Linked DNA regions of Homo sapiens: region 2 is linked to region 1. Evidence: chromatin loops called from intact Hi-C (ENCODE). Cell type or tissue: PC-3. All regions are shown on one strand. Links, peaks and the distances in the headings refer to the core of each region. The heading gives the core; the rest is flanking DNA.

Region 1 (9,729 bases), core at 570-8,569:
CCTGTTATTGGTCTATTCAGAGATTCAACTTCTTCCTGGTTTAGTCTTGGGAGAGTGTATGTGTCGAGGAATTTATCCATTTCTTCTAGATTTTCTAGTTTATTTGCGTAGAGGTGTTTGTGGTATTCTCTGATGGTAGTTTGTATTTCTGTGGGATCGGTGGTGATATCCCCTTTATCATTTTTTATTGCGTCTATTTGATTCTTCTCTCTTTTTTTCTTTATTAGTCTTGCTAGCGGTCTATCAATTTTGTTGATCCTTTCAAAAAACCAGCTCCTGGATTCATTAATTTTTTGAAGGGTTTTTTGTGTCTCTATTTCCTTCAGTTCTGCTCTGATTTTAGTTATTTCTTGCCTTCTGCTAGCTTTTGAATGTGTTTGCTCTTGCTTTTCTAGTTCTTTTAATTGTGATGTTAGGATGTCATTTTGGATGTTTCCTGCTTTCTCTTGTGGGCATTTAGTGCTATAAATTTCCCTCTACACACTGCTTTAAATGTGTCCCAGAGATTCTGGTATGTTGTGTCTTTGTTCTCATTGGTTTCAAAGAACATCTTTATTTCTGCCTTCATTTTGTTATGTACCCAGTAGTCATTCAGGAGCAGGTTGTTCAGTTTCCACGTAGTTGAGTGGTTTTGAGTGAGATTCTTAATCCTGAGTACTAGTTTGATTGCACTGTGGTCTGAGAGATAGTTTGTTATAATTTCTGTTCTTTTACATTTGCTGAGGAGTGCTTTACTTCCAACTCTGTGGTCAATTTTGGAATAGGTGTGGTGTGGTGCTGAAAAAAAAATGTAAATTCTGTTGATTTGGGGTGGAGAGTTCTGTAGATGTCTATTAGGTCTGCTTGGTGCAGAGCTGAGTTTAATTCCTGGGTATCCTTGTTGACTTTCTGTCTCATTGATCTGTCTAATGTTGACAGTGGGGTGTTAAAGTCTCCCAATATTAATGTGTGGGTGTCTAAGTCTCTTTGTAGGTCACTCAGGACTTGCTTTATGAATCTGGGTGCTCCTGTATTGGGTGCATATATATTTAGGATAGTTAGCTCTTCTTGTTGAATTGATCCCTTTACCATTATGTAATGGCCTTCTTTGTCTCTTTTGATCTTTGTTGGTTTAAAGTCTGTTTTATCAGAGACTAGGATTGCAACCCCTGCCTTTTTTTGTTTTCCATTTGCTTGGTAGATCTTCCTCCATCCTTTTATTTTGAGCCTATATGTGTCTCTGCACGTGAGGTGGGTTTCCTGAATACAGCACACTGATGGGTCTTGACTCTATCCAATTTGCCAGTCTGTGTCTTTTAATTGGAGCATTTAGTCCATTTACATTTAAAGTTAATATTGTTATGTGTGAATTTGATCCTGTCATTATGATGTTAGCTGGTTATTTTGCTCGTTAGTTGATGCAGTTTCTTCCTAGTCTCAATGGTCTTTACATTTTGGCATGATTTTGCAGTGGCTGGTACCGGTTGTTCCTTTCCATGTTTAGCGCTTCCTTCAGGAGCTCTTTTAGGGCAGGCCTGGTGGTGACAAAATCTCTCAGCATTTGCTTGTCTGTAAAGTATTTTATTTCTCCTTCACTTATGAAGCTTAGTTTGGCTGGATGTGAAATTCTGGGTTGAAAATTCTTTTCTTTAAGAATGTTGAATATTGGCCCCCACTCTCTTCTGGCTTGTAGAGTTTCTGCTGAGAGATCCGCTGTTAGTCTGACGGGTTTCCCTTTGAGGGTAACCCAACCTTTCTATCTGGCTGCCCTTAACATTTTTTCCTTCATTTCCACTTTGGTGAATCTGACAATTATGTGTCTTGGAGTTGCTCTTCTCGAGGAGTATCTTTGTGGCGTTCTCTGTATTTCCTGAATCTGAACGTTGGCCTGCCTTGCTAGATTGGGGAAGTTCTCCTGGATAATATCCTGCAGAGTGTTTTCCAACTTGGTTCCATTCTCTCTGTCACTTTCAGGTACACCAATCAGACGTAGATTTGGTCTTTTCACATAGTCCCATATTTCTTGGAGGCTTTGTTCGTTTCTTTTTATTCTTTTTTCTCTAAACTTCCTTTCTCGCTTCATTTCATTCATTTCATCTTCCATTGCTGATACCCTTTCTTCCAGTTGATTGCATCGGCTCCTGAGGCTTCTGCATTCTTCACGTAGTTCTCTAGCCTTGGCTTTCAGCTCCATCAGGTCCTTTAAGCACTTCTCTCTATTGGTTATTCTAGCTATACATTCTTCTAAATTTTTTTCAAAGTTTTCAACTTCTTTGCCTTTGGTTTGAATTTCTTCCTGTAGCTCGGAGTAGTTTGATCGTCTGAAGTCTTCTCTCAGCTCGTCAAAGTCATTCTCCATCCAGCTTTGTTCCGTTGCTGGTGAGGAACTGCGTTCCTTTGGAGGAGGAGAGGCTCTCTGCTTTTTAGAGTTTCCAGTTTTTCTGCTCTGTTTTTTCCCCATCTTTGTGGTTTTATCTACTTTTGGTCTTTGATGATGGTGATGTACAGATAGGTTTTTGGTGTGGATGTCCTTTCTGTTTGTTAGTTTTCCTTCTAACAGACAGGACCCTCAGCTGCAGGTCTGTTGGAGTAACCTGCCGTGTGAGGTGTCAGTGTGCCCCTGCTGGGGGGTGCCTCCCAGTTAGGCTGCTCGGGGGTCAGGGACCCACTTGAGGAGGCAGTCTGCCCGTTCTCAGATCTCCAGCTGCGTGCTGGGAGAACCACTGCTCTCTTCAAACTGTCAGACAGGGACACTTAAGTCTGCAGAGGTTACTGCTGTCTTTTTGTTTGTCTGTGCCCTGCCCCCAGAGGTGGAGCCTACAGAGGCAGGCAGGCCTCCTTGAGCTGTGGTGGGCTCCACCCAGTTGGAGCTTCCCGGCTGCTTTGTTTACCTAAGCAAGCCTGGGCAATGGCGGGCGCCCCTCCCCCAGCCTCGCTGCCGCCTTGCAGTTTGATCTCAGACTGCTGTGCTAGCAATCAGCGAGACTCCGTGGGCGTAGGACCCTCCGAGCCAGGTGTGGGATATAGTCTCGTGGTGGGCCGTTTTTTAAGGCCGTCGGAAAAGCGCAGTATTCAGGTGGGAGTGACCCGATTTTCCAGGTGCCGTCTGTTACTCCTTTCTTTGACTAGGAAAGGGAACTCCCTGACCCCTTGCGCTTCCCGAGTGAGGCAATGCCTCGCCCTGCTTTGGCTCGCGCACAGTGCGCGTGCACCCACTGACCTGTGTCCACTGTCTGGCACTCCCTAGTGAGATGAACCCGGTACCTCAGATGGAAATGCAGAAATCACCCGTCTTCTGCATCGCTCACGCTGGGAGCTGTAGACTGGAGCTGTTCCTATTCGGCCATCTTGGCTCCTCCCAGAGGAAAGTACTTTCAAGCTTGCCTGAGGTCTGAGAAGCTGAGCTTTCTGCAGTGGTCTCAGTGGAACCTTTGACCAGAGCATTCGAAGGGTGCCTTTCCTGTTTCCTTTCTCGGCATTGAAACATCAAGATACGGAATCCAGAAGGGTCACCAGAACCTGGCCCTCTGCAATCTGGACTCGAGGCTGCAGACTTGCTGTTGAACTGGGCTGGGCAGGAGGGCAGAGTGGGCACCAGGGCCCACCTTCCTGGGGCCCTGAAAGGGTGGGATGGTGTGTACTGGTCCCCTCACCCAAATGCAGGTGTGGGAGGAGGACATCCATCATGATGCTACATGGCATTTGCTTCACCACCAGGAGAGAGGTGAGTGAGAGCTGGGCCCGGAGTCGTGCGCCTCGCAGAGATCAGAGTGGGCCGACGGTGTCGGAGGAGACTACAGCCCAGGTCGTGCCTCACTAGGAGGCTTCCTCCAGGTGGAGGTGCTGCTGCCTTCTACCACTCCTGGGGCACACTTGAGGCCCCACTTCCCGGACCTCCTCCCGGGGTCTCAGTGCTAGACTCAGCCTGGGAGACAGGCTGAAGTTCTCAGGCAAATTTTACTCTACCAAGGCCACCCTTTTGTAGGTAACCACCAGGAGCATGGACATCTCTGGGCTCAGGCTGGGCATCAGGCGTCCTGACAGTTCCTTTGGTGATCCTGGGGTGCAGCCGGGGTAGGGAACCCAGTGTCTGGCAGAGTGACCAATACTGGCTGTGTCGTGGGAGCGCCCCTGGCCCACCCTCCCTGCTTGCTCAAGGGTAGTGGCTGCCAGGCTAGGCCTGTGCTCCCACCACCGCTTCCGTCCCCCAGCTCCCCTGAGTCGCATTCCAAGATCCCCAACATTCCCCTGCTCTGTTCCTATCGTCCCCAGAAATGTCGAGGTCACTGCTTCAGCTCTGCACCCTGCAGTGTGCTGTGTCCCCAGCTTTCATTTTAGCTTGTCCCCAAGGCTACCAAGTCCCAGGCCAGCGATCTTCTCTCTCCCTGGCTTTGCTGGGACACGGTTTCCCATTAATGAAGGGTGAGGTGGTTCTTTTCTGAAAATCTGGACCCTTCAGGATTTTCAGTCTGGGCCCTCCCCAGGGGTGTCTCAAGAGGCTCACAGAGGAGGGGTGTATGCTAGGTAGGTGCCCGTGCCAGGACCACTCTGGAAGATTCCTGAGGTTGTTGCTGTGATCTGCCAGCAGAGGGCGCTGTATCCCAGCGCAGATGAAGTGGGTAAGAGGGTGGTTTCTTCCCAGTAGGTGGGTGGAGAAGCAGGGCTGTTCTGACTTTTTGAATTCCTTTGCTGCAAAAAAAATCCTCTTCCCGTGGTGGAGAGGTCAGCAGCTCATAAATGGCATGAGCAAGAGATTCCTTTTCTATGCTCACCTCACAAACCCTTTTCTGTAGTTATTTCAAATACACTTGCCCCCAATTTATATAGCAGATGTGTTCTTCGGAAGTTGCCCACATGCTAGATCGTGTCTCAAGTGCACTCAAGAAACCTCCCTCATTCAAAACAGAAACTGATGTTATCTCTTGTAAAGCAAACTTTAGATTTCTAATTCAAATAACAATTCATCCACTCTAAGGCATCACATTCTTGTAAGAAGAGTTTGATAAAGGGGGTTCAGCTGTATAATTTACTTTTGAGGAAGCCTCAACCCCCCTGCTCACCAGGTTGCAGACTTCTAAGGCTGCATAGCCTCTTGGTGTCACTACAGAGCTGCCCCCAGGGCATGGCTTTCCATGGGCCCTGTGATTGGACGGTGGCCTCTGGATAAGGGACTGTCCCTGGGTGGGGACACCTGAAAGTCCCATCCTCATCTAGCGTCTATTTGCTGCAAGCAAGGAAGGGAACCCTGGCCCGTGTGCACCTCCTACTCATGGGCCCTGGGCGCTTGCGTTAGCTCATCAATCCCCATGAGAAAGGCAGCTGAGTTGTGCGGTTTTACTGATGAGGAATCCAAAGCAGGGTGAGGTCTAAGAACACATGCCACTTTGATTCCAGGCCCAATTTTGCCTTCAGGCTTCTTTCTCCCAGCCTGTGTCACTTTTTCTCCTATTCTAACGAGTTCATTTTCTTGCTGATAGCCAAGCGATCAACCCTTTTCTCAGGCCAATGGGAAGGAAATCAAAATGACATTTACATTAGTTCAAATATTGGTCAGTAGTCTGGAAGCAGGCATGAAAGTGCCTGGCTGGAAACCCACTTTCATGGAACAAAGTGAAATCTAAAACTCTGCTTACTGGAATTAAAGTCTTTTTAAAATCTAGAATTGTGGTGACCTTGCTCCCTATTATTATCTGTAAACAAGATATAATACAAATACATTTATTTATCATTATTTATATCATTTATATCCCTTGCTCATGCTTACTGTGTGCTCATTTATTGAGTACCCTGTCCTTGGTACCCCAGTGCACAAACCCAGATACTTGAAGATATTTTATTATTTCCATTTCACAGTTGAGAAAATGGAAGCAGAGAAGTTAAGTGACCTGCCCAAAGTCATACAGCTAGAAAGGAGCAAAGCTGGGAATTCAATCCAGACTTTGTGGCTCTAACACTGGCACTCTTAACTTTTACTCAGGGTCTCCAGCCATCCCCCTGCTTAGGTGTAGTGACAGGCACTCATTCTACTTCTGATGCAGAAACCTCTTGTGCTTGGTTATTTCTCATATTTCAAGAAAGAAGAATGCATGGATCTCTAAGAGAATTTAAAGGTTGTGTTCAGCCAGTTGAAAGATGTATAATAGTCTCATTTCATTATGACCCGGTGGGATACATAAGATAATGAATTGGGGCGTAGAAAGAAAATATTGAACCTATTTATGTTTGTTTCATTTTTGTCCAACATTTCTATTTTTGCACTTATTTTATAATGTACATATTTGTTTGGTAGTCCATGCATGTCATTTATAAAGAAATCCACAAACTCTGGGGAGGTGAATGCTCAAGCATTTTCTTTGTATGCCAGTGATGAGATGTTGACTATTGCTTGCTTTATGTTTTATGTATATTTTTATAAGAGTGTAGAAACCACTTTTGAAGAATCCATCTTGTTTTGAAAACATAGTAAGCCATACGGTTTAAAGGAATCAAGTAGTTCATCTTCTTTTGCAAAGTCAATTATAGATTCCAGATATTTGTTTCGTATGTTTGGGTTTCCATATATTGTACTGGTTTGGCTAAGAAGGGCACACTTGCACTTTCCACATAGGTTCAGTGCAGTCCACACACATTTATTGAGGGTCCCCTACATGTCAAGCACTGTGTTAGGTGTATGAGATACAATGACAATGACCTTGGCCCTAGAGGAGTGTGTGACACAGTGGGATAGACAGAGTCATACTTTCAATTGAATGAGATGGATGAGTTGATATACAGATGTGTGCATATGTTGCTATGGGAGGGCAAGAGGGGCTCTTAGCTTATGCCAGAGCAGTCATGGAAAGCTTTCTGGAGGAGGTGTTGTTTTGAGCTGAATCCTGAAGGATTAGTCAGAGTAAGAAGATGGCGAAGGTCAAGTGCAGTGGTTGGTGCCTATAATCCCAGCTCTTTGGGAGCGTGAGGTGGGAGGATCACTTGGGGCCAGAAGTTCGAGACCAGTCTGGGCAACAAAGAGAGACCCCGTCTCCAAACAAAAAACAAACAAAAAAAACCCAAGAAGGTGGGGAAGGAGTGTCAAGAGGAGGGCACTCAGGGGTGGAACCTCACAGGCAGGGCTGGGAACTGCTAACCTTCCTGTATCCCTGGAGCTTACACATAGGGTGAAGCAGGGAGTTCTAGCCACAGTGCTGGGCTGGCCGTGACCTCAGGAGGCCTGCTGACATGTGAGGCCACAGGGTGCGGGGAGGTATCCAACACCACAGGCTTTTATGCAGCAGAACGACATGGTGAAGCTTGCCTATTACCAAAACAATCCCGGTGGCAGTATAGAGGAGAGAATCAGGCAAGCTAAAGATGGGTGCATGGTGCCCATCCCGTTCTGACACCACTGTAAGAATCTAGGCAGAGGATGATGTGGGCAGGCTCAAGAACAGTAGTATGGAGGAAAGGAATGATGGATTTGAGGAAGACTGGGGAGTCAAAGTCAGGAAGACAGGTATCTGGGAGGTGAAAGTGAGGGAGAAGTCATGAAGAACAGCTCCACATTTCTTGCTTGGAGAACCAGGAAGCAGGCAGCAGCAGATGCAGAGGGTGTACATTGGATCTGAGGAGGGGTTGAGGATGGGCGATGCTGTCTAGTTCTAGGATGATGAATATGAGACACCAGCCTATTAATATGGCGGGTTGGTGAGGGGGAGAGAAAGAGAAAGAGGCAGAGAGAAAGAGAGAGAGGAAGGGAGGGAGAGAAGGAAAGAAGGAGAGAGAGAGGGGGAAAGAGAAGTCAGAGCTGAAGATAGAGATAAATAAACAAAATAAAAATGTTGGAGACAACTATGAGAATGTCATCCTAGGAAAGCACAGGGAATGAGAACTTAGGCCTGAAAGAGAGGGAAGAAGTGGAGCATCAGCATCGTTATCTGCAGAGGTCAAAATGAAGAGACAATCAGAGAGACCAGAGCATGGGGAGAGAGGTTTGCCAGGAAAGCTAAGGAGGAGGAGGGGGATGAAAGTGCCTCATACCTCCATGCCTTCACACCTGTACCTCCCAGAGGTCAGGGAGATGAGGCCTGGGAAACAACCAGGGCTCCCTGGGGAGTTCTTGCCATTTATAAAATTAAGCAGAAGCAGCACTTTGGGGAGTTTTTTAAAAAAGAAAAGAGAAAAAGGGAAGAAAGAGGGAAGAAAGGAGGGTAGGAGGGAGAGAGGAAGAAAGGGAAACCAGTAAAACATAAATTAAAATTTTAATTATTTGAAAATTTGTGGTTGCTCAAATGGGCTCTGCTGGATTTTAACCTTGATGGTCAAAACAAAGGAAGGGTCTAAAGAGTAAATAAATAGGACACAGGACCATACCCCAAATGTCTAAATCATGGTGTTCCATTCATCTGGTGCTTGTACAAGTCACCTTTGACTAGGATCCAAAATAGGGCCAAACCAGAAAGGCCTGACAGTGGCCAAGCTTGGGATGGAGCCAATATGGCCAAGAAATGATATATATGAAAGCAGAGAAGGTGCTCCAGGTTTCAATTCAATAAGCAACTATTGAGGCTTTGCCAGATACTATGCGCTATGGACCAAAAGCTGTGCCTGCTCTCAGGGAGCTTCCCACCCAAGGGACAAAGACTGGCTCAATAAAATGGGAGAGGCTTTCCTAGCCTGTTCCTCCCCTGCAGGGAGTCTCAGGGAAGCATGGGGAGGAGAGGAGCTGGGGATGGTCTCCCTACCGGAGACACTGGGGTTGGGCCTTGCAGAGTGGGGAAGGAAGAGGCACTTGCCAGGGACCAGGGGACAATTTCATGGGTCAGTTTCTGGATGAGAGCCAGTGGGCCAGTGATGGTGATCAAATCATGCCTTGTTGTCATGGAAGCTGAGAAGGGACAGGATTGGAAGAGATTTTAAAAACAAACCAATAAAAAGGCAAAGAAGGAAGGCACTCATGTGGAGTTGGCACTGGGGACAGGAGAGTCAATACCAGCTAGAGACAAACAGCCCCTTCCCTGGACAGCCTGGAGGGCATCGTGTCATCTCAGCCCTGGCCAGTTGCCCCTGCTCATAACAATGACCCAGTCAAGGAAAGGTTTCCTTTGCCAAGATGCTTAATGCATTTTGAAAAGTTTCCCATTGAAAACACTTCCAATAAAAGGATTCAGAGCTTGAAGAATTGGCCTTCCATTATCTGGCTCTCACACTGCCTGTTGAGTGGTATTCCCCAGACACACAAAGAAAACAGGCTATTCTCCTCCACGCTCAAGTACCTTAGGAGCACCCATTCACTCACAATAGTTGAGATCCTCTTTACCAATAATGTTATCAGTGTGTTAACACGATTTCCCCAAGGACTTCTACCAGGCAAGACCTTGTTAGCTGCTTTCCATCTGTGCCTGAAATCACAAAGCCTCATTAAAAAACCATCAGTTGTTAACAAAAAATGATTAACTCTGTATGCTGGTCCTGCCACCCTGAAGACTGAATTCCTGAGCGCACTTGTCATTCCAATGGTCTCCATTGCTATGATGGCCACCTTGGGGACTGACACCTGCTGACATCCTGTAACCAGAGACCAAGTCTTTGTTTTGTGGGGACAGTGCTTGAATGCTTGACTGTTACTCTGGGCCTCGATCTCCCTTCAGTGGAAGGGAAGGATGGTCAGGAGTCTGGTCTCCTCATTCTGAGCCTACAGGTCATTAGATCACATGTTCCCTAAGTGTCCTCTTTGTTCCTGGATAAGATGTAAAGCAAAATAGTGGAAGGCAC
Region 2 (9,729 bases), core at 1,148-9,147, 88 kb after region 1:
TTCAGTTTTGGTCTGCTGTCAGCTTTGGGCTACTATGGATAAAGCTACTATGCACATTCCTGCATGGGTTTTTATGTGAACATAAGTTTTCATTTCTCTAGGATAATGCCCAAAAGTTCGCTTGCTGGATTGTATGGTAATTGCATGCTTGGTTTTTTAAGAAACTGCCAAACTGCTTTATAGAGCTGTTCTAACATTTTACATTCCCACCAGAAATGTATGGGTGAACAAGTTTCTCCACATACTCACCAGTTTTTGGCATTAGAACCATTTTTATTTTAGCCATTCTAATAGGTGTGTAGTGATAGCTCATTGTGGTTTTAATTTGTATTTCTCTAGTAGCTAATGATGTTGAACATCTTTTCTTGTGCTTGTCTACCACCTGTATGTCCTCTTTGGTGAAAGGTCTGTTCATACTTTTTGCCCATTTTATGATTGGATTGTTTGGGTATTTATACTGTTGAATTTTGAGAATTCTTTATATATTCTAGATATTAATTCTTTGTCACATGTGCGGTTTGTGCATATTTTCTCTCAGTCTGTATCTTGTCTTTTTATCCTTTTAATATGGTCTTTTACAGAGCAAAAGATTTTACTATTTATTTATTTATTGCCTATGGATGTCCAATTGCTCTAGCACTACTTTTTGAAAAGCCCATTTTTCCTCTTTTGGGTTGTTTTTGCACCTTTGTCAAAAATCAGTTGGCCATATTTGTGTGAGTATTTCTGGATTCTTTACTCCATTCTACTTATCTATGTATCCATGTGTCTGCCCCTCCACCCACACATACTATCTTGATTACTGTAGCTATATTGTCATCATTAATATCAGGTACAGTGATTGCTTCTAGTTTATTCTTCTTTTTCAAGATAGTTTGAACTATTTTAGTTATTTGGCCTTTCGATATAAATTTTAGAAAAAGCTTGTATATGTCTATAAAAATTTTTGCTGGGATTTTGATAGGAATAACTTTCAATCTATAGATCAAATTGAAAAGAAATGACACCTTTAGTATGTTGAGTCTTCTAATTCATTAACTTAGAATGTATCACCATTTATTAAGGTCTTCTTTAACGTCATCAGCACATTGTCATTTTTCAGTTAAATTCAGACCTAAGTGTTCACTTTCTTTGCAGTGATTGTAAGTGGTATTGTGTTTTAAATTTCTGCTTCCATATGCTCTTTGTTAGTATATAGAAATAAGACGGATTTTTTGTGCTCATCTTATATTCTGTGACCTTCCTAAACTCAATTATTGCAATTATTAATTCTAGAATATCTTTTTATATTTTAGAAATTCCTCGGAATTTTCTACATAAGCAATCATGTCATCTGCAAATAGGAACAGTTTTGTTTCTTTCTTTCCAATCTGTATGCCTTTATTTCTTTTTCTTGCTTTACTGCAGTGGCCAGAACTTCCAGTATTATGTTGAGTATGAGTGGCAAGAATAGACATCTTTACCTTGTTTCTGATCTTAGGGAGAAAATATTCAGTCTTTCACCATTAAGTATAATGTTTTCTATAGGTTTGCTGTAGATACTCTTTGTCAAGTGGAGATAATTCTTCTCTCTTCCTAACTTGCTGAGAACTTTTATGATGAATGAGTGTTAATTTTGACAAATGTGTTTTTTGCATCAATTAATATTGATTATCTGATTTTTTGTTTAGCCTGTTGATATGATAGTTTACATTGATTTATTTTTGAATGCTGTATCATTCTTTTATATCTGGAATAAATTTCACTTGCCCCATGTGTATTCTTTTAATACATTGTTGGATTTGATTTGCTATTTTGTTAAGGATTTTGGTGTCCGAGTTTATAAACAATATTGATATCTACTTGTACTTTTTTTGTACCATTTGTGTAGTTTTGATATCAGGATATTTGTCTCACAATATAAGCTGGAATTTTTTTCTCTTATTCTATTTCCTGGAAAAGATTATGTATAATTGGTGTTATTTCTTCTTTAAATGTTTGATAGAGATTTCCAATGAAACTGTCTGGGCTTGGATGTTTCTTTTTGAAGGAGTTTTTAAATTACAAATTCAATTTCTTTAATGGTTATAGGACTATTTATTTAATCTTGGCTGACATTTGGTAGTTTGTGGTTTTGGAGGGATTGGTCAATTTATTCCAAGTTGTTAAATTTATTAGTATAAATTATTTGTAATATCCCCTTATTTTTCTTCTAATGGCTATGAGATCTGTAGTGATAGTCTCTGCTTCATTCCTAATATTGGTGACTTGTTTTCTTTATTTTTATTTTTATTTACTGTACTAAAATGTTATCAATTTCATTTCATTTTTTGATGAACCAGCATGTAATTTTATTTCATTTTTACTCACTTTTCTGTTTTTCATTTTATTGATTTCTGCTTTTATGATTTCCTTCATTCTGCTTGCTTTGGGCTTATTTTACTCTTCTTTTCCTAGTTTATTGAGGTAGCAACTTAGATTACTGATTCAAGACCTTGCATCTTTTCTAAAGTAAGTTTTTGATGCCATAAATTTCCCTCTCAGTGCTGCTTTAGCTGCATCCCAGATATTTAGTTATGTTGTATTTTCCTTTTAATTAATTTCCATTTTTTTATTTTCTTGGAGACAACCTCTTTGACACATGGATTATTTAGCAGTGTGTTGCTTAATTTCCAGGTGTTTAGAGATTTTTCTTCTTCATTCTTTCTGTTATTGATTTCTACTTTGATTCCATTAAGGTCAGAGAACATGCCATATATACTTTTAACTCTTTCAAGTGTATTGAGATTTGTTTTATGGCTCAAGATATTGTCTATTTCAGAGACCGTTATATGGATTATTGAAAAAGATGTGTATTCTTCTGTTACCGAGTGGGATGTTTTATATATGTCAATAGGATCCTGATGGTTGATTGTGTTGTTCAGATCACCTATATCCTCTCTGATTTTCTTTCTAGTAATTTTATCGGTTGCTGAGATAGAAGCATTGAAGTCACTAACTGTAATTGTGAATTTGTCTATTTCTCCTTTCAGCTGTATTAGCTTATGCTTTCATTCATTTTAAGGCTCTGTTCTTGGATGCACGTATATTTATAATTGCTATAGCTTCTTGGTATATTTACATAATGTCTCTTTCTATCTGTAGCAATTTTCTTTGCTCTAAACTTTATCTTACATTAATATAGGTTCTCCTAATTGTTTTTTGTTTTTGTTGTTGTTTGTTTGTTTGTTTTTTTGAGACAGAGGCTCGCTCTGTCGTGCAGGCTGGAGTGCAGTGGTGTGATCTCAGCTCACTGCAACCTCCACTTCCCAGGTTCAATTGATTCTCCTGCCTCAACCTCCCAAATAGCTGGGATTACAGGCACCTGCCACCATGCCCTTTTTTTTTTTTTTTGTATTTTTAGTACAGGCAAAGTTTTACCATGTTGGCCAGGCTAGCCTCAAACTCTAGACCTCAGGTGATCCGCCTGCCTCGGCCTCCCAAAGTGCTGGGATTGCAGACGTGAGCCACTGCGCCTGGCCCTAATTGTTTTAATTAATGTTTGCATAGTATATCTGTCTCTATCCTCTTACTTTTAACCTACCTATGCCCTTGAATTTGAGGGTTTTTTTGTAAACCACATATAGTTGAGTTGTTTTGTAAATCCATTCTGTCAGTATCTGTCTTTTTATTGGTATATTCAGACCTTTTACATTTAAGATAACTATTGGTATGTTAGAACCTTAGCCTACCATTTTATTGTTTGTTTTATGACAGTTTCCTCTGTTTATCATTCTTCTGTTTCTGTCTTCTTGCCTTCCTGTGGGTTACTTGAACATTTTAATAAATCTATCTTGAATTATTTATAGTGTTTCTGAGTGCATCTCTTTATATAGCTTGCTTAATTGTTGCTCTGGGTATTACAATATAGATATGTGATCTATCACATTCTACTGGTAGCAGCATTTTGCCACTTCAAGTCAACTGTGGAAACTTTAATTTCATTTAGATCCCTTTAATCTGATTGCTTTCAAATATAATTGTGTTGAGTATCAAGTGTTATTATAACTAATGTTTTAATCATTAAATATAATTTATAAAGCTTGTAGGAAAGATAGTCTATTTTATTCACCCAGATTTCTGCTCTTTCTGTTGTTCTTTCCCACTTCTTGATGCTCCAAGATTTTTTCTTTTATAATTTCCTTTCTGTTTGAAGAATTTCCTGTAGACAATATTTAAGGGTAAGTCTGATGGTGACAAATTCTCTTGGTTTTCCTTCTTCTGCAACTACTTTGATTTCCCTTTCATTCCCAAAGGATGTTCTAGATCGGCAGTTCTTTGCTTTCAGAACTTTAAGAACATTGTATTACTTCCTTCTGGCCTCCACGGTTTCAGATGAAAACCCCATTGTCATCCAAATTGGTGTTCCCTGATAGGTAATGCATCATTTCTCTCTGGCTGCCTTCAAGATCTTATCTTTGCTTTAGTTTTCAGAAGTTTAACTATGATATGTCATGATATGGATTGGGGGGAGGTTATCTTGTTTGAGGTTTGCTCAGCTTCTTGCATCTATGTGTTTCTTTTGCCACATTTGAGACGCTTTCAGTCATTATGTCTAATATTCTTTCAACCCCACTCTTTTTCCTCTTTTTCTGGAACTCCAATTATATATATGTTTGATCTTTTGTTATTGTTCCACAGGTCTTTGGGAGCCTGTTCATTTTTTTCCAGGCTATCTCTCTGTTTTTCAGATCGTGTGAATCTTCTTAATTCATCCTGAAGTTCACTGATTCTATCTGCTGACATATTTGCTCTACTATCAACTCCATCCAGCAAGTTAATAAATATGGAGTATTATACTTTTCATTTATAAGATTTTCATTTCATTATTTTTTATAACTTGTATTTCTTTTCTGAGGTTTTTTCTACTTTTTCACTTATTTAAAAAGAATTCATTGTTATTCATTTGAAGTTATTTATTATGCTTGCCTTAAATTCCTTGTCAGATAATTCTAGCATCCTATTTATCTTTTTGTTGCCATGCCTGGATTGTCTTTTTTCATTCAAGTTGTGATTTCCCTGGCTCTTGATATGGTGAGTGACTTTTTATTGTATCCTGGACATTTTTTGCTTTTATCTTAGGAGATTCTAGGTCCTATTTAAAGAAACCAGTTTAGGTTTAGCATACAGATCCTGATCTACTTTTTTGGACTGTGGTTTCAATGACAGTTTAATTTTCAGAGCCTTTTCAGTGCTTCTTGGTATGCTTGATTTAGCTGGTGCTGCTGGGACTTCCACTGGTTCCTGGTGGTGCTGCCTGAAAGGATCAAAAGGGTTTCCCAGTGCAGGGCCACCTGGTGTCTCAAGATGGAAGAAAGGAATCTCTAGCCCATAAGGATAAAGAATGCTTCCTAGGAATAAGCAGCCTATTGTGTGTGGCAGAACCATCTTGCCAATGCCAGCCTGCCACCCAGTGTCTCTCAGTAGAAGTGGGTGTGTCTCAGGTCTTGCAGGGGAAGATAGAATTTGCCTTAGCTGCTTACTTTTAGCAGGGCTCCTGATCTATCCTTCTTACCAGCACTGTAGGCTCACTGGGCATTATCAGTAGGACTGCCATTCATTCTGGTGGAGAAATCAGCCTACCTGCACTACCTCGTGTTGCCAGGTTGAGGGCTTGGAAATGCCAGGCCAGGGTTGCCTTCTTCTGCTGGGTAGGGGGATATAAGACACTCTGCTGCTGTGTTGTTCCTTCAGTACTGGAATCCCAAACCAGCTCACCTTCCTCTTATCACCTTTCATAGTGTTCTTTTGTTTGCCTTTTGAGTTTTTTCTAAGGTTTATAGTTGTACTTAGCAGGTAGGAGCAGAGAGAAACAGGTCTAAGCCATCTTGTCCAGACCAAAACTTCATTTTAATTGTTAATTTCTTGTTTTACAACTAGAGAAAAATTCAAGAAAATGATTATTATGATTATTATATGATCAATACTAAAAATACGTTTGGCATAGAAAGCAAGCACATTTTTGGAAATGATCTGCTGCAGGTGTCAAATATATTAGCTATGCCACCAAGAGTGGGCAAAGTAAAAGGAGAGATTAGAAAGACTGTGAAGAATGGCCTTGAAGCCAAGGGTGGAAAGAGTGTTAAGAAGTTGAGAAGGTTTATTATATTTGTTTTATGATGGGATTAGAAACCAGAGTATCTGGAGCATTAGGTTGCTTGCCCAAAATTGCTAGGGCATTTGAGTGCAGGATGGTTGCAGAATTCAGGATTATGACATTCCAAGACCATGGTAACAGCACACTGTTTCCCAGAGCACTGCTTTCAAACTCCAAACACAACATTTGCTAGAAGATATACTGCAACAGTGAAGTTAACCTTTTGCTTATCTGGCAAATGAACAAAAAGTTTCAATAGAAGCAAATGTTTACTAAATTCGACTAGTATTAAATGTCTGTTATTAATTATGTCTTAATCATGCTGCCTGGATGGGACTTAATTAATGTTCATGAATTCATTTTGAGATAATAATTAGCAAGTGGAGTGCTTGCTCTTAGAAGAAGAATATTAAATTATTATTGGCATTTGGATAAGTTTGTGAAACCATTATTTATGTCTTTTTTTAAGCTTCTGACTTCTAGAATTTATCTACAACAATTTCGAATAAGTCGCATTTCTCTAAGTTTCATTTGCCCATGTTTCACTTCCACCTAAGTTAAACATTTGCTCTCAATAGTATATACAGGATTTCAGATAAAAGCTGACCACTTTCTGATTAAATGTGTTTGAGTCTTTCATTTGATTTTTAAAATTTGACCCTGAAAAAAATATATGAAATGGATTTAAAATTTTTAAGGAAACATCTTTTTTAAAAAACTCAAAACAAGATACCTCTTCCCACCCAGGAAAACAACCCTTCAGGAAAACTGTCCCAAGTGAGGCCAAACTGCAGATAGCGTCCTGGATGAAAATATCTGCTTTGCTACCCAGTCCAAAAGGTCTATGCGTTTTGTTGATTGGACTGTGGTTATTTGTTATGTTGAGACATGGGAAACTACTCTCTGGGAATAGATTACGATATCTTTGGAAAGTCTGTTAACATTTTCAAGACATTGGGTTGCCATCTCCCCCATGCCCCAAATTTGTCCAACACATTAAATGGTTTCCCAGCATCCTGAAAATGTGAATCAAGCTTCCACAGGTGTCTGTCTTGCAGTTAGCTTATGCTTCTGCCTGAGGTGTAACTGGTTTCAGTGGTCTTAGCTTCCTTTTGCATGTCTCATGATATTCATAGTAAAAGTTATGATGCTTTGGTAATTTGAGATCTCACCTCACAGCTGAGCTATTAAATCATGACTGTTTGAGGAGGTGAGATGCCAAGGATTTGGGTGGGAATGATCAGGTTTCTAAATTATGGGAGCAATAAATTGTTAGTATAAATTATTACTCAATGTGCAAGAATCTAAGGGTCATGTCCACAAAATATCATTCATGTGATGTACAAATGATTCACCAAAGGGAGTGATGCACGTACAGGGAAGGCTCTAACATCTATAATTCTGCAACTCAGGAGAGCAAGAAGCAAGTCTGCCCTTGCAAACCTGCTTAGAAGAAGCACTATCATTATTAGTTCACCTCCTTATTTGTTCCTGTATATCATATCATCAACTGGTGCTTTAGAGTACTTCCTTGTACCAAATACGGCCCTATAAGAAGTGAACAGGTTAAAGTGTCATTGTAATTTTTTATCTGCAATGTGGCCAGCTCTTTAGTGCCAAAGTGGAGGAATGATTACTTGATATTAAATAATCATTTACTTATTTGATAGTAGAAGAACCCAAATTATTATTTGTAACCCAAATGTTTTCTTGGGGATATGAGTGAAATCAAATTAATCCAAACTTCCTGGCTTTTAACTCTATTTACTTATTCAGGGTCACCAGTTTTCTGGAAAAGTCCCCCCTTTCCCAATTGAGTATTCCTGGATATCCCCAGCAGGAATTCACAGGGAGCTCATGAATCAGTATGGCAGCTACAGGTCCCACACATCCATTATCAAAATTTCCTTCTCTTCCTGAATAGGCTTCCCCTCGTCAGTGTTATCTGCTCAGAAGTACAGTGAAAGCCTCTTCCCAGTGCTGCTGCTGATGGTGAGAATTCCAGCTTCCCCACCAAGTACATTCTCTTGCCATGCTCTCTAAATAGTCCATGATGCAGTAGCAGACAGCATTCTGTTTTGGACAACAGTTCAGAGATTGTCTCTATTCTCTACTGTGTGATATTCTTTGTCATCCCAGCCCCCAAGACAAAAATACTTGTATTCAGTCTCACCAGAGTATCTCATAGAATGTCTCCTTCCATGTTAGAGCTCAATATCTTTTTCCACTGGGGATCAAAACCATGCCATGAAACCAGGCAAGAACAAAAATCTTGCCTTCTCCTTTCTTGTCCTCACTTCTAATTTCTCCAGCCTTCTCTACCTCCACACTTAATGCATCTAATTCCTCTTTCTTCCTTCAGACACCAAAGACCTCAAGGACTCAAGGACATCAATTCACGGAAATACTGCCCATCCTACCACAAACCCTCAACCTCCAGTTGTAAGTGATTCTCTGTGAGCTCTTTATTGGCCTCAGTCGTCCACTTGGCTTTGGTTGCTTAGATATGGCCTTAGATTCTCTAGAGCAGTGGCCTCCAAAGTGGAGTGATCATACACCAAGGGTGAATGAGATAATATACTGGGGTACACAGAGCAAATGTTAGAATGATTAGATAGATAGATAGATAGATTCAGTTTGACTACCATTTAATATATAGATTGCTACCAGTGAGCTTCCTCTGTCTATATGAGCAGGTCATATGTCCCATGTGCTTTTAGAGGTATTCTGGGGAAGGATGGAATGTTCCACACTGAGAAGGGTTGACAGCGGAGCCCTCATGTGATCACTTCTTTCAGTGTATTGCAAAGTATTGCAGTTTACATGTTCCTGGTGAGGTAGCATTACAAAGTATATTAGCCAGTTGTAACTAAAAACCCTCTCACAATAGGTATGTAACTTTAAAAAGTCCTTGGCCGGGCGCGGTGGCTACGTCTTTGGGAGGCCGAGACAGGCGGATCACGAGGTCAGGAGGTCAAGACCATCCTGGTTAACACGGTGAAACCCCGTCTCTACTAAAAATACAAAAAAAATTAGCCGGGCGTAGTGGCGGGCGCCTGTAGTCCCACCTACTTGGGAGGCTGAGGCAGGAGAATGGCGTGAACCCGGGAGGCGGAGCTTGCAGTGAGCCGAGATCGTGCCACTGCACTCCAGCCTGGGCGACTGAGCGAGACTCCGTCTCAAAAAAAAAAAAAAAAAAAAATTCTTGCAAAGAAACCATAGATCAACATACTACTATTCATTCAAGCTTACAAAATCAGAAGAAAATGGCAGCACTGCCAATTCTCTTACCCTAGTTGTAGCTCAGCACCAACCACATTACATAAAATAATGACATTATAATCAGATTACTTAAAAATAGAGAGCATCAAGGAGACCATTTAAAATGTTATTAACTATTATCTTAGTTTGCCCCACTCCAACAAAACAGACCCCAAGACAAAGATTTAGATAGAAGTATCCTATTTGGGAGGTGATTCCAGGAAGCACAGTAAGGGAGTAGGAAAGTGACATACAAAGGCAAGAAAGCCAATAAAGGATATGTTGATGATTGGGTTACTACATGGGGCACCAGGGACTCTATCCTGCTGAGGACCCTCTGAGAGACTGTTTGG

What was found. A loop is a pair of places that touch in the nucleus more often than their neighbours do. Peaks named below come from ENCODE experiments on the same cell type or tissue, not always from the same donor. Only the 100,000 strongest peaks of a DNase experiment are listed, where the experiment ranks them.
Region 2: a loop joins it to region 1, with 5 times the contacts of the local background. A loop is called at or near these places in 2 of 110 quality-filtered maps.

Annotation. Positions count from the first base shown.
Region 1 is chrX:17,784,051-17,793,779 of GRCh38, forward strand. No RefSeq gene overlaps it. Among named protein-coding and RNA genes, the nearest start is that of SCML1, 51 kb to the left of the region's middle. RefSeq lists enhancers at 2,500-3,270, 3,271-4,041. In PC-3, for the core only: a CTCF peak has its summit at 4,558 (motif pointing right); a DNase peak (open chromatin) is centred at 4,591; H3K4me3 peaks cover 604 bases.
Region 2 is chrX:17,870,981-17,880,709 of GRCh38, forward strand. No RefSeq gene overlaps it. Among named protein-coding and RNA genes, the nearest start is that of RAI2, 15 kb to the left of the region's middle. In PC-3, for the core only: a CTCF peak has its summit at 5,389; a DNase peak (open chromatin) is centred at 7,381; H3K27ac peaks cover 1,877 bases.